Linked DNA regions of Homo sapiens: region 2 is linked to region 1. The links are chromatin contacts, found by Hi-C or POLR2A ChIA-PET in ENCODE. All regions are on one chromosome and are shown on one strand. Each heading gives the region's core, a stretch centred on a gene start or an enhancer-like site at or near the end of the contact. The rest is flanking DNA. Distances are from core to core; before and after follow the strand shown.

Evidence for each region. A loop is a pair of places that touch in the nucleus more often than their neighbours do. ChIA-PET counts read pairs that join two places held with the same protein, here RNA polymerase II (POLR2A). Pooled maps may share reads with other maps.
Region 2: a pooled map shows a loop between it and region 1 (2.2-fold over the local background). The contact joins two enhancer-like sites. A Hi-C loop is called at or near these places in 1 of 50 pooled maps. POLR2A ChIA-PET finds 5 or more read pairs at or near these places in 2 of 52 experiments (activated naive CD4-positive, alpha-beta T cell and endothelial cell of umbilical vein).

What each region holds. Positions count from the first base shown.
Region 1 is chr3:11,092,294-11,099,503 of GRCh38, reverse strand. No RefSeq gene overlaps it. Among named protein-coding and RNA genes, the nearest start is that of HRH1, 59 kb to the left of the region's middle. Within about 2 kb of position 2,548, at least 19 of the 41 ENCODE cell types and tissues checked have a DNase peak (open chromatin) inside an H3K27ac peak, as active enhancers do.
Region 2 is chr3:11,182,149-11,189,358 of GRCh38, reverse strand. The region is part of intron 1 of HRH1 (histamine receptor H1); the gene reads right to left. Among named protein-coding and RNA genes, the nearest start is that of HRH1, 31 kb to the right of the region's middle. Within about 2 kb of position 3,583, at least 12 of the 41 ENCODE cell types and tissues checked have a DNase peak (open chromatin) inside an H3K27ac peak, as active enhancers do.

The DNA of each region.
Region 1 (7,210 bases), core at 1,299-3,798:
GAAGTGACTGCTACTGATTATGAGGTTTCCTTTTGGGTGAAGAAAATGTTCTGGAATTAGGTAGTGGTGGAGGTTGCACAACCTTGTGAATATATTAATACTGAAAAATTGAACTGTACACTTTAAAAGGGTGAATGCTATAATATGCAATATACTTCATTAAAAATGTTAAAATAGTTCAATAAAAGGATTAAAAGAATAACATGCATGCACAGCATTTGTATTAGGTTATTAGCTGCAGATATTAGAAATACAACCTTCACTAGTTTAATCAATAAGAAAATTTATTGACTTACTGAAACTTGGAGTCCAGAGGTAGAAGGAACCTTCAGGATTAGTTGATTTAGTAGCTGAATGTTGGTGTCAAAACCCTGATTTAAAAAAATCTCTCTGCTGTGTAGTCATCAGGGTCAGTTTCATCTTTGGACTGATAGTGAGATACATCGAATGATTCCAGACATCACATCTGGACAAAACAAAGTCCTTAGGAAGAAAAGAGTTATTTTCCTAAGCTGTTCTCTTTAGAAGGAGGAAAAATTTCCCCAAAGCCCTCAACAGATTGGGACTTACATCTCATGGCCAGAACTGGTTCATGTGCCCATCCTAAGATAATCACTGCAAACAGGAATGGGATTAATTTCAGACCGTTGAGGCCTAGCCTAGATCTTGGGGTGATGTCCACTGTTACTGCAATGACTGGCTGGGTGAAGAAGGAGATGGAAACTGAACAAAGTAAGAAGTAGGAAGGATGGGGAGAAATAGATGCTGGATAGGAAGGCAATACCTTTATTAAGTTATCTCAATAGCATATGATAAATTCAATTTTTATATATTTGACCTCATATCAACGTATTCAATGAGCTAGAAGGAAGTACATGGACAATGTTAAATCCAGTGTTCTCCAGGGAGATTTAAGATGAAATAGTACCAACCAAAGATGCACCATGACCGCCATCCTGCCTGCCAGAGATTCTCCAGGGAAGTTCCCTTCTCCAGTCACTGGACATCTAGCAAACATGTTAGCTCAGAACGAGGAGAATCCCATCTTGGAATTGCATTATGTGTAGCTCAGCAGCACAAATGAGTTAAGAAAAGTTGACTTATAGAATATTTTACTCCTATTCATTAGTTTTAAAAAAAAGTTAACAGAAAGTACAAATAAACCATAAGACTGTTTTTAAATGGGCAAAAGACTTGAACAGATGCTTCATCGAATAATATGCACCAATGGCCCCTGAGCATGTGAAGTGCTCAACTTCGTAAGTCATCAGGGAAATAGCATTCCCGAAAGCAAAAGCATTGAAAAGCCTAATGTTTTGAGGATATAAAGCAGCTCAAATAATCAAATATTGCTGGTAGGAGTAGAAAATGATAGATTCATTTTGGAGGACAGTTTGTTAGTCTCTTATGAAGTTAAACAACACCTGCCTTATGATCCACCATTCCCCTCCTAGCTATTAATCTGTGAGAAATGAAAATATGCCCACAGAAAGACTTGCTCAAGAATGTTCATAGCAGCCTTATTCATAACAGCCAAAAGTAGAAACAACCCAACGTCTACCTCAGGAGGATGGATAAACAAATTGTGACATATTCATACTATGGAATATCGCTCAGTAATAAAAAGGAAGCAGCTGGCTGGGCACAGTGGCTCATGCCTGTAATCCCAACACTTTGGGAGGCCGAGGCCGGCGGATCACGAGGTCAGCAGATCAAGACCAGCCTGGCCAACATAGTGAAACCCCATCTCTACTAAAAATACAAAAATTAGCTGGGTGTGGTGGCACATGCCTGTAATCCCAGCTACTTGGGAGGCTGAGGCATGAGAATCGCTTGAACACAGGGGCGGAGGTTGCAGTGAGCCGAGATCGCGCCACTGCACTCCAGCCTGGCGAAAGAGCAAGACTCCGTCTCTAAATAAATAAATAAATATAAAAAAGGAAGAAGCTACTGCGACAAGCCCTACATGGATGAGTTTCATACACATGATGTTGAGTGAAAGCAGCTAGCCCCTGAAAGTACTTATTGTGTAGTTCCATTTATTTGATGTTCCACAACAGGTACATCCAATTCATGGTGATAGAAATCAGGACAGCAATTGCCTAAGAGGGTTAACTGGAAAGAAACATGAGAAAACCCTCTGGAGTGGCAGCAATGTCCTATATCCTGAGAACTGTGTTGAGTACACAGGTGTATACACTTACCAAAATACATTTATCTGTGACCCAAAATCCATGCATCTCAATATATGTAAATTTCACTTCAATTAAAAAAAATGTAAAAAGTGAGGGGCAGATGTGATGACTTAAGGGACAGTGTCTGGAGCCCAATGAGAAGAGCCAGGATTTCAGGGCTAAAGCGTTTGACTCTAGTGTTTTAGGGCCCTGGGGAGCCATGGGAGGTGTTGAAACAGGTTGCAGGAGGACCTGGCTCAGTATTGCCATGTGTTCCGGGCACACTGTGGCTCCCTCAGCTCAGCTCTGCTGCTTTGGTGGCTGAGTCAGCTTAGCCCCCAGTGTCTGGGCTTTCTCATCTGCCTCCTCCTTCCTGCAACACCTTGGAAAGCTTGTCTCTGAGGAGAGGCTCAGCTGGAGGCAGGGCACCCTTGGCACCCCTCTTCCCCCAACCGTCCCCAGCCCCCGGGGGACCAGGAGTGAAGAGCCTCCCCCACAGCCACAGCCCCTGCTTTCCTAAGCAGAGCGCGACGGAGGCTTCTGTTAAATCTCATTTGGAGTGTTACCGCCAGCCCAGCGCCCGCTCAGACTTTCTCCTCGCTCAGCGTGGGTGATGACTCACTGCGGGGGAGGAGGCGAGAGGCGCCTGCTCTGCCCAGGGAGGTCGGCTGCAGCTGTGGGAAGAAAAGCTGCCCATCCCTGCGGCGATGTGGGGTTTCCGCTCCCAAACTGTCTGCTTTCTATTCCATCCAGGCAGGATGAAGGAACAGAAAGGGCTTGAATTTTAGGGACAGACCAAGCTGGAGGACATCCTATGCAAGCCTCAGATTCCACATCTGTAAAATGGAGCGGAGGCACCTTAAGGCTTTGGGTACACGTCAGTTATTGGAAGGCTGCTCTTTACGGGAACGTGTGGGTGGGAAAGCAGGATATGGAAGGGTAGTTGGCTGAGCACTGAAGCAGCCTCAAGTAAGTTTGGCTTTGGTCTGACCCACTGGGGGCTATAGAATTGGTCATACCCCATTAAATTGTTCCTGCCCCAGCTGAGATACGGGCAACCTTTTGCACCCCCATGTCAGTCATTAATATGGGATGCTCTTGGAGGCTCCCAACCGTGTATGCTCCTGTTAACAGAGACAGGAGAATGGGGACAGCTGCGAGCTATTACACAGCTGGAGGCTAGGCACACTGGCTTAGTTCTGCAGCCCCAACGGCGACTCCTACAGGAGGTAAAATACCCACTGCCCAGAACTTACGTTGAGTTCACAAAATACGCAGTGAAGAAATAGTAACTCTATTTCAGCTGCATGAGAAAGACGACTTAGGAACATAAATGCATGTGTCCTGCCTACTGTAGATCGAACAGGGTTGGACCCAGAGCAGGCTGAGAATCTAGTCTATGTGTCTCAGCAGGAGCAATAGCAAACATACTTAAGAGCCAGAGGCTGGCAGAGCAGCTGAGGCCTGGAAGCTCCCTTTAGTTCCTGGATCATAAGGAAGTTTGGGGTGACCAAGGAAGGTGGTTGGGGTAGTGGTGGGAGGCCCTCAGGGACTTGGGACAATGGCTGCCTACCATCTGGTGTCACCAGCTTGCCTATCATTCTGCCTTACTTCCATGCACCTGGAAATGTTTGTGCACACCTATCCTGAGCCAGACCATGTATCTCAAGGGAGATTTGGTCACCGGCCTACACCCTTTCCCTGTCTACTACGTGCAACTTGAGAATTGGCCACTGGGCATTACCTGGTCTATCCAACACATTAGTCGGTTTTGGATGGGGCTTTCCAGAAACTGAGTTAGAAATGTCCCTGGGATGTCACTATCTCCTGCTAAAAGCCGACTGTACTTCATGGAAGGAAAGAATGCTGACTTTGGAGTCAGACAGACCTGTGTTTGAATCCAGCTCTGCCATTTGTGGGCTGTGTGATCTCGCTCCAGTTGCTCTTCCTTTCTGAGCCTCAGCTTCCTGCTGAGAACATGGATAAACTATGATGCCTGCTCAGAATGGTTACTAGAAGTGTGTCCAGAATTGGTGGGTTCTTGGTCTCACTGACTTCCAGAATGAAATCACGGACGCTCACGGTGACTGTTACAGTTCTTAAAGGCAGCGTGTCCGGAGTTTGTTCCTTCAGATATTCAGATGTGTTTGGAGTTTCTTCCTTCTGGTGGGTTCAGTGGTTTCGCTGGCTCAGGAATGAAGCTGCAGACCTTCACAGCGAGTATTACAGCTTTTAAGGCGGCGCATCTGGAGTTGTTCCTTCTTCCTTGCAGGTTCGTGGTCTCCCTGGCTGCAGGAGTGAAGCTGCAGACTTTCACAGTGAATGTTACAGCTCATAAACGCAGTGCGGACCCAAAGACTTAGCACTTGCAAGATTTACTGTAGAGAGTATAACAACAAAGCTTCTACAGCGTGAAAGAAGACCCAAGCAGGTTGCGACTGCCGGCTCAGGCTGCCTGCTTTTTTCTCTTATCTGGCCCCACCCACATCCTGCTGATTGGTCCATTTTACAGAGAGCCGATTGGTCTGTTTTACAGAGAGCTGATTGGTCCGTTTTGACAGGGTGCTGATTGGTGCATTTACAATCCCTCAGCTAGACACAAAAGTTCTCCACTTCCCTACTAGATTAGCCAGATACACAATGTGAATTGGTGTATTTACAAACCCTGAGCTAGACACAAAGATTCTCCAAGTCCCCACCAGATTAGCTAGATACAGAGTGCCGATTGGTGCATCCACAAACCCTGAGCTAGACACAGGGTGCTGATTGGTGTGTTTACAAACCTTGAGCTAGGTACAGGGTGGTGATTTGTGTATTTACAATACCCTAGCTTGACACAAAGGTTCTCCAAGCCCCCACCAGACTCAGGAGCCCAGCTGGCTTCATCCAGTGGATCCCACACAGGGGCCGCAGGTGGAGCTGCCTGCCAGTCCTGCCCTGGGGCGTCTGCACTCCTCAGCCCTTGGGTGGTGATGGGACCTGGTGCCCTGGAGCAGGGGGCGGCGCTCGTAGGGGAGGTTCAGGCATGAAAGGCTGCAGGTCCCGAGCCCTGCCCCGCGGGGAGGCAGCTAAGGGTCGGTGAGAAATCGAGCGCAGCAGCGGTGGGTCTGCACTGCTGGGGGACCCAGCGCACCCTCCGCAGCTGCTGGCCCGGGTGCTAAGCCCCTCACTGCCTGGGGCCGGCGGGCCTGTCCGAGTGCAGGGCCCGCCAAGCCCACGCCCACCCGGAACTCTAGCTGACCCACAAGCGCAGCGCGCAGCCCCGGTTCCCGCCCGTGCCTCTCTCTCCTGTCCCGCTGCACCTCCCCGCAGGTTGAGGGAGTCGGCTCCGGCCTCAGCCATGCCAGGAAGGGGCTCCCACAGTGCAGCGGCAGGCTGAAGGGCTCCTCAAGCGCTGCCAGAATGGGTGCCGAGGCTGAGGAGGCACCAAGAGCGAGCGAGGGCTACGAGGGCTGCAAGCACGCTGTCACCTCTCAGGAGGACTGAAAGCCTGTCATATATTGTGTTTAGCAGCAGATAGTGGGCCCTTGATAAATGTTAGCTTCCCCCCCTTTTTCTTTTCTGAAGTGATTCCACTTTCATAGGTTCACCATTCACACTAGAGGGGCAGGCTTCTCCTGCTTCTAGATCCTAATGGACCCTTTTAGTCTCTGGGGAGGAATCCCTTATCCTGTCAGTTTCAGGCCCCAGTTCCAGGAACTGTACCACAGAGGCTTAATTGCTTCCTAAGAAATAGACATAGCTATTGTTACGGGATTCTTAGGGTGTCGCTTCGCCGGCTGGAAACCTCTGTGGCCAGTGTGGCGCCTTTGCCTGCATTTTGCTCTGGCCCATTTGGCTTGCTTTGCCCCCTGAGCCTGGAGGGCTGCACTTGGCTCGCACTACTGGCCTGCATCTCAAGGGTGAGCCAGGTGTGGAACGGTGAGGGGTGTGTGAGCGAGTGTGGGGTCTGGCCACTGTGCACAGCCAGGCATAGCCACTGTGGTGGGGCAGGCAACTCCAGATGCTGGCATAGGTGCAGGGTCCCTGTGAGGCTGCAGCTGGACCAGGCATACCATAAGCAGCTTCCATGGCTGACACTGGGGAATGCAGTGGTGGTGGCTGGAAGCTTGGAGACACCAGGAACCTCAGAGCCCTAAAAAGGGGGTCACAGCCCTGGCTCAGGGAGCTCCTAGGTCTAGGCTCCCCAAAGGGTCACAGCTCTTCTCTCCTTCTGGTCACCCACAATGTGATGAGCAAGAGGCATGTTTCAGCCCTGTTTGTGTTACAGCTCTTCTTGCCCTGCCATTTGGCAGGTCCCAAGTTCTTGTCTTGTGTCCAAGAAGAATGAGGTACGCAGACAAGTGGAGGAGCAAGATGAAAAGGAGTTTTATTGAGTGATGGAACAGCTCAGAGGAGACCCACTCAGAGGAGACCTGCAGTGGGTAGCTCCTCCCTATAGCCAGGGTGTCCTGAAGAGTGTTCAGCTCCTAGCAGAGAGAGTAGCTGCTCTCTGCAGGTAGGTTGTCCAGACGAGTGTTCAGCTCTCAGCAGAGAGGGTAGCTGTTCTTTGCAGGCAGCTCATCCCAACAAGTGTTCAACTGTCAGCAGAGGGGATCCTGGGGTGAGTAGCTCCTCTCTGCAGCTGGCTGTACTGTTGTCTCCTGGGTCTGGCTGAGTCCAAGGCTTTCTATGGGCCTCAGAGGGGAGGATGTGCGTGCAGGTTGGTACATGGGAGGCCACAGGTGGGTCCAGAAAAGGCACCACAAGTTCCCACTCCAGTCCACAGGACTGGAAGTCTGGCCTCCAGGCATCAGGCCCTACCAGCTTGAGGGTGGGGCTTCACCAGGGACCCACCCCCTTGACACTGGAGCCTGTCCGCCTCCTGCTGCCATTCATAGTGCCCAGGCTGTTTGTTCCAAGGTGAACAAGCCCGGATGGGCTGCAACAGTGCCCTAGCTCAGCCCCATACTTATTCTGAGATCAGAGTGGGGCACTGGGAGTAGACAGTGGGAGCAGACATCTCTGAGCCTGCAGGGACAGGGGTGACAGAGAGT
Region 2 (7,210 bases), core at 2,334-4,833, 89 kb before region 1:
ACAGACAAAGAAACTGAGTCAGAGAAGGATTGAATACTTGGATTCAATCTAAGGTGATTATGAATCCAGAGCCGTTCCCCTACCCACTCAGCTGGTCTATGACATAAGTCTGAGCGTGTCTCCTGGACTCGGAAGGGTAATACATTAGTCTGAGGATGCAGAAATCTGGGGTTGCATCTACACAGGAGACACGTGACCTTGCACAGACCACTCAACCTTACTGAGCCCATTCTGTAAAATGGGGGCAAAACCTTCCCTGCTCACTCAGAGGGTTTCTGGGAAGGTCAGAAGAGATAACTGATGCAAATATACTTAGTTTCTAAGTCCTGCACACGCTGTAGCAAAGTTAGGTATGCATTATTTCATATTTGGCAAACTTATGCATGAAGGAACAGGAATGAGGAAATTAAGTCTAATGATACTCCTGTCTTCAGGAAGCACTTCAGATCTTAAAGAAGAAGGGCAAAACAGACACCTACTTTTTTCTGTGGACCTGATCTGTTAACATACGTCTCTTCTAAAATTAGGATGATGCCGTTTTGGCTGTCTTGGTTTTATATCCTCTACTTTTCACTAAACACGACATTGTGAGCTTTTTTCTGTGTCATCATATATTTTTCAAGAACGTGACTTTTAATAGCTACCTAAAATTTCTATCATACAGATTTGCCATAATTTACTTAACCATTAACTTATTGTTGAACATTCAAGAGTGTTTCTCATTTTTTAATATAAATAGAATTGTAATGCACGTCCTTATATATAAATCTTTGGGTGTGTATCTGATTCATTCTTTTCTTTTCTGAGACAGGGTTTTGCTCTGTCACCCAGGCTGCAGTGCAGTGGCGCAATCTCAGCTCACTGCTGCCTCCACTTCCTGGGTTCAAGTAATTCTCGTGCTTCAGCCTTCTAAGGTGCCACCATGCCTGGGGTTGTGCCATGTTGGCCAGGCTGGTCTCGAACTCCAGGCTTCAAGAGATCCACCCGCCTCGGCTTCCCAAGGTGTTGAGATTACAAGTGTCAGCCACCTCACCTGGCCTGATTCTTTATAACTTCCTACAAGTGGAATTACAGAATCAAAAGGCATGGATATTCTTAAAGGTCTTTACATATAATCAATCTGCTCTCCTTAAAAGCCATGCTGCTTTATGCTTTGATTGCATTCTTACCAATGCTAGATATTGTCAATTAAAAAAAATTGAATGCCAATTTGATAAAGTTAAACAACGATAGTTCACGTGTATCCTAATTTTAATTTACTTATTAATGAAGGTGGCTATTTTTCCCCCAAACATTTTCTGTCCATTTGTATCTCTTTGCTGACTTGGCTTGAACAACATCCCCTTAAAGAATTATTTTCTATGTTATACACAGGAAAGCTTTGCATCACACATTTTAATAACAGGAAAAATGAGATGAAATTGAAATGTTTAGCAATTGGGAAATGTTAAGTCAATGAGGCAAAAGCAGTTGATGTAACCTTATGCAACCATTACAACTGGAGGCTACAGAGACTTCAGCAACGTGGAAAAACACCTTAAGAAAGAAGAGCAGGACAGAAAACAGAATGTACACCACGTTTACATGTTTACAACAACACAAAAATACAAATCATCGTAGGAGTTGGGATTGAGGGTTGGGATTGAGGATTGATGCTTCCTGAAGACAGGAGTATCATTAGACTTAATGTCCTCATTCCTGTTCCTGCATGCATAAGTTTGCCAAATATGAAATAATGCATACCTGACTTTGCTACAGCATGTGCAGGACTTAGAAACTAAGTATATTTGCATCAGTTATCTCTTCTGACCTTCCCAGAAACCCTCTGGGTGAGCAGGGTAGGTTTTGCCCCCATTTTACAGAATGGGCTCAGTAACGTTGAGTGGTCTGTGCAAGGTCATGTGTTTTATTATTTTTATATATTATTATATTTTTAGATATTATTTTTCTCTTCTTCAAAATGTTTTGTAATTCTATTATATAACCTTTGTAGTTAAAAGAAAAAAAAATTACGGACAGATTTTCAGCTGACTTTCCAAATGGCCCATCCCAGTTTCTTAGGAGCCTCCTATACCCTTTTAACAAATATCTGTGTTTGTGTCACAGGAGACTGAAACTCTTTGCTTAAGTATTAGTAATTCTGTTCAGCAGAGAAAAAGATATCTTTGTCAGTAGTGGAAAGTAGGGCTCACACTTACGATCCTGAAGTTGGGTTATTCCAGGCCAGAGGACCCCCTCTGGCCCCAGCCTCCTCTGAGGCTTGGGAAAGGGAAGGTCTGGAATTGTATAACCCTGAGATTATTTTAAGAACGTCATACCTTCCAGTACTTGCATACTTTTATCTTTTTTAATTTAAATTTTGGATCCATCTGGAATTAATTCTGGAGAAAGGAGTGTGCTGCAATCCAACTTAATATTTTCCAGGTGGTTCTTCAATTGCTCCAAGCCCATTTATTGAATAATCTATCTTTTCTCCAGTGATTTGTAATGCCACCTTTCATACATACTAAATTCCTATCTGCATTTGGGTCTGTTTCTGAACTGTCTTCTGTGCTGCCTGTCTGCCTGATTACCTAGAGCAGATCCAGGCACTCTCAGACCTAAAAGTGTTAGCCCAAAACAACCTGTGGCACAAAACAGACTAGAAATTAGGTCCCCCAGCCTGTGCTACATGAACACCCATAACTATGTGATGATGGTCCCTTAGCCCTGTGAGAGGAATCAGAGTGGTCTCAGATCCCGACCTCCAAGGCAGGGAGAAGCTCCAGGCATTAAAGTCAGCTCTTCCTTCCTCTTCATTTATTCAGTGAGTAAATGCAACAGTGAGTGGCTCAAGGGGAGATTACTCTTGGGTTAGTTAGCTCACCTCTTGGGGCCTCAGTTTTCACTTCTGCAAAATGGTTATAATAATAATGATATCTATGCCATGCTGCAAGGATCCACTCATCTGATACTGGGCAAAGGTGCAATGGTAAAAGCTGTGGTGATGATGAATAAGGGCACTGGCATGATGGCAGAACAGCTCTCTCCTGTTCTGAAGCAGATAATGCCCATCACTTTGGCTGCAATTTAGCAGGGAGCAAGCGGCATAGCTTTATGACAGCTGCTCAATACATCTAGAGGTCAGGCTGCCCACATCCCAGAGGTATAGAACTCCTACAGGTAGGTCCCTAGAAACAGGAAAAGGTGGAGTTGTCCGGATGCCAAACCTGACTCAGAGCCCAGCATTGAAAGGGCTTAAAACAGGGCTCGATCTTGCTTGGGAGGGGCCCAGGAACCCACTGGAGGCTCTGCAAGGTGGGCAGGAGGAGCAAGGGAATTCTCGGCAGAGCAGGAAATCTGGAAGGGGGTTGGAGGGGGCTGGAGGTCGGGGCTTCCACAGAACACCTAACAAATCTGGTGATGCCATTGCTGGGAGGCATCACATACTCATACGTGGAACTGCCATCTACCCCAGCAAGTGCCGGAGCCCTGGGAAGTCAGGCACAGAGCCCAGAAGTTACCGTAAACAACGTCTGAGTGCCAACATTCCAGGACAGGAATAACAGGCCCCACCCCACCTCCTCCACACATGTGCACCAACACGACACCGCAGGGTTTACAAACACCATCACCACTATTGGCCTGTGTCATCGGAGCTCCCCCAGGAGGGAGGGACTGTCATTATCCCCATTTTCCAGATAGGCAAATGAAGACTCAGACACAGCTCACCCGAGAAAGTGGCAAAGTTACAACTCAGGTCTTCTTGGTCTAAAGGCCAGACCACAAGGCAATCTTGACAGGGGCCAAAGTGGAGTGTCTGTTTAGTCCTCTAGTTGCTCAATAAGCATTCATGGAGCGCCAACTTCATCCTCAACACTGAGAGTGCTGGGTATACAGAGGCAGGTGAGACACAGTTCTTGCTCAAAAGGACCAAATAAATAATTACCCTGCAGTGCCACATTTAATGGGTAGACAAAGTGCTGTGGGAGGTCAGGGGAGTGACTTACTACTTTGAAAATTCAGGGAAGGCTTCCCAGAGGAGGTGACTTATGAGCCAGAACTCGAAGGATGTTTTCATCAGTGAGAAGCAGTTTAGTCCTCAATGAGTGAAAGTGCAGGTTCCTGAGCCTCAGCGCTATGCTCCAGGCTCCTGCCCTCTCTGGCTATCCTTTAGAATTTCCAGGGATGCCTTACCCCAGACTTTCTGAATCTGAATTTATAGCACTAGGACCCAGGCACTTCAAATGTTTTTTCACAGTCCCCAGGTTTTTACCTGAGGATGTATATTTGGGGCCCATGATACAATGGGAAGCTACTGGCAGGGTTTTTTTTTTTTTTAAATTAGTACTGTTCATTTTAATAAAAACTTTAAATGCAATGGAAAAACAAAGCCGATGGCTAAACCCCATGTCCACTGAGCCTATCAAAATTAGCCTGATTCTTTTTTTTTTTTTTTTTTGAAATGGAGTCTGGCTCTGTTGCCCAGGCTGGAGTGCAGTGGCCTGATCTCCGCTCACTGCAACCTCTGCCTCCCAGGTTCAAGTGATTTCTCCTGCCTCAGCCTCCCAAATAGCTGGGACTACAGGTGCCCACCACCACACCCAGCTAAGTTTTAGTATTTTTAGTAGAGACGGGGTTTCACCAAGTTGGCCAGGCTGGTCTTGAACTCCTGACCTCAGGTGATCCGCCCGCCTCGGCCTCCCAAACTATTGGATTACAGGTGCGAGTCATCGGGCCCGGCCAAGATTAGCCTGATTCTTTTCCTTGTGCTTGGAAATCATTATCTCGGCGTGTTAGGAAAGCACTTCTGCCACTCCTGATAATGCCTGACATGACAGGGAAGAATTTAAGCTCTGAGAATTTATGCCTGTCTGGGAGGAAGCCGACCTCAGACACAAAAGAGGGTAGGCTGTGCTCCACTGGCCATTCTAAGAGAGGAAGCAAGACATTCAGTGGTGAAGAGCTTGGAGATGGACCGCCTGCGTTCAGATTCCGCTTCTGCTGCTACTCCTGAGTGGTGCGATTTTAGGCAAGTTACTTAACCTCTCCGTGTCTCTATTTCTTCATCTGTAAAACGGGGATAATAATAGCATCTGCCTCATAGGTTGTGTGAAGATTAACTGCGTTAATATATGTAAAGGACTTAGAATCGTGCCTGTCAGATATAGTAAGTTTTACGTAATGATTTGCTCTCATTATGTTAAGATTTGAGTTGGAGGTGGAAGGTGGGGGCCAGCTATGGCCAAGACTGGGGGACTTTTAATCCTGTTTTCACTTGGCACCCTCTGCCTGAGCACTGGCTCTGTTCATTTACTGTGCCGGGCACTGGAGATGCAGCAGTGAATGAGACACAATGCCTGACCTTAGGAGGTCCCAGGCATGGAGAAATGGCAAAAACCATCACACCGCCTGCCTCTCTGAGCACCAAGGACCAGTCACACGGCCTGCCTCTCTGAGCAGCAAGGACCTGCCATGGGAATAAGATGGCCAGTGCTTTAAAAAAAAAAAAAAAAAAAAAAAAGCAAGCTTTCCTACTGTGGGTTTCATCACAAGCTTATTTGAAATTTCCAGCCTAAGCTTGCAGTGAGCCGAGATCGCACCACTGCACTCCAGCCTGGGCGACAGAGCGAGACTCCTTCTTAAAAAAAAAAAAAGAAATTTCCAGCCTAGAACATGGAAAGGCAAACGGCACAAAAAGATGCCCTGGAAATCAAGGAAAGAAGGTCTTCCTTAGCTGTGGGATTCACCCTCATGTACATGCATGCCGCCGCCCCGGCAGGGCCCACGGGGAGAGCAGGACCAGTTCTGTAGCTGTGTTTGCCTAGAGCAGGATTTCTCAACCTCTGTACTACAGGCGCTTTGGGGCAGGAAAATTCTGTGTTGGGGGCTGCCCTGTGCACTGTAGGAGGTTTAGGAGCATCCCCGACCCCTACCTACTCGTTGCCAGTAGCACCCTCCTTTGTGAGTTCTGACAGCCAAAAATGCCTCTAGACATTGCCAAGTGTCCCTAGGGTCAAGACCACCTCTGGCTAACAAAAACTGCTTTAGAATCTGAGGTTTCCTGCCAAAGGACACCTCCACCTGACCCTGCCGCCGTGAGGAAGCAGATCAGCCTGACGTACAGGACAGCCCCAAGGAATCCTTGTCCCCCAAACTCAGCACTGTCTAGGCTGAGGTTGGCCTTGGACATGGTTACATTCCAAGCCTCCTCAGGCCACCACTTTAAAAAGGTGGGACTGGGCTAAGCCTGGATTGCATTAGAAAGTTTCAGCTCCAGTGGGTCTAAGAGATGATGAAAGCATCAGAGATGGCCAGGGGGCGGGAGGAGTGCATCTTCCATTTTCCTGAGGTTGCTCTGTGGTTATTAGAACATTTCTGATATAATAACAATAAATATCAGAAAAGGAAAAAAAGGGAAAAGTGCTTTATAGGGGTCCCAGGAGATGGAGTATCCTAGGAGGCAAGGTGTGGCAGCAAAAGAGAGGACAGGCACTGGGCCTGGAAAATCCTGGGTTTGATACTGATTCTGTCACTTCCTAAACATGAGCCCTTAGGTAAGAAACTTCACCTCTCTGAGTATCAGTTTCTATACCTCTGTGAAATAGGAGCATCTCAGGGCAGTTGGGAGGACTGAACAGGATACGGGCAGGATGCTTTGGGGCAGTGCTTACCACACTGGAGAAGCTTCATACAGGCTTGCTGCAGCACCCTCCCTCCCCTCCATTTCACAGATGCATACACTGAGATGACCTGCCCACAGGCACGCAGCTGCGCTCATTCCAGATGTGCTGAGAACCACTGCTGAAGGCCTGAGCAGGAAGTAATTTTCCCTCCCTGGGCTGAGTTCCTTCATCCATGAAATGGATAGATAGGGGAGGGTCAGACTGGATGATATCTGGAGGCTTATATGGCCCTGAAGTTCCATGAATTAAAAGAATGTTCTATTAATGGTAACAGCTAACAGCCACCTGATGTATGTCAGGCCCATTACGTACTTTGTATTTAATCTAGGAACACAGCAAGTTACAGATGAGGGAACTGAGACCCTATATATCTGATAAGGGGCAATATCCAGAAAATATAAGAATTTTTACGGGCCGGGCGCGGTGGCTCACACTTGTAATCCCAGCACTTTGGGAGGCCAAGGCGGGGTGGATCACAAGGTCAGGAGTTGGAGATCAGCCTGGCCAAGATGGTGAAACCCTGTCTCTACTAAAAATACAAAAAT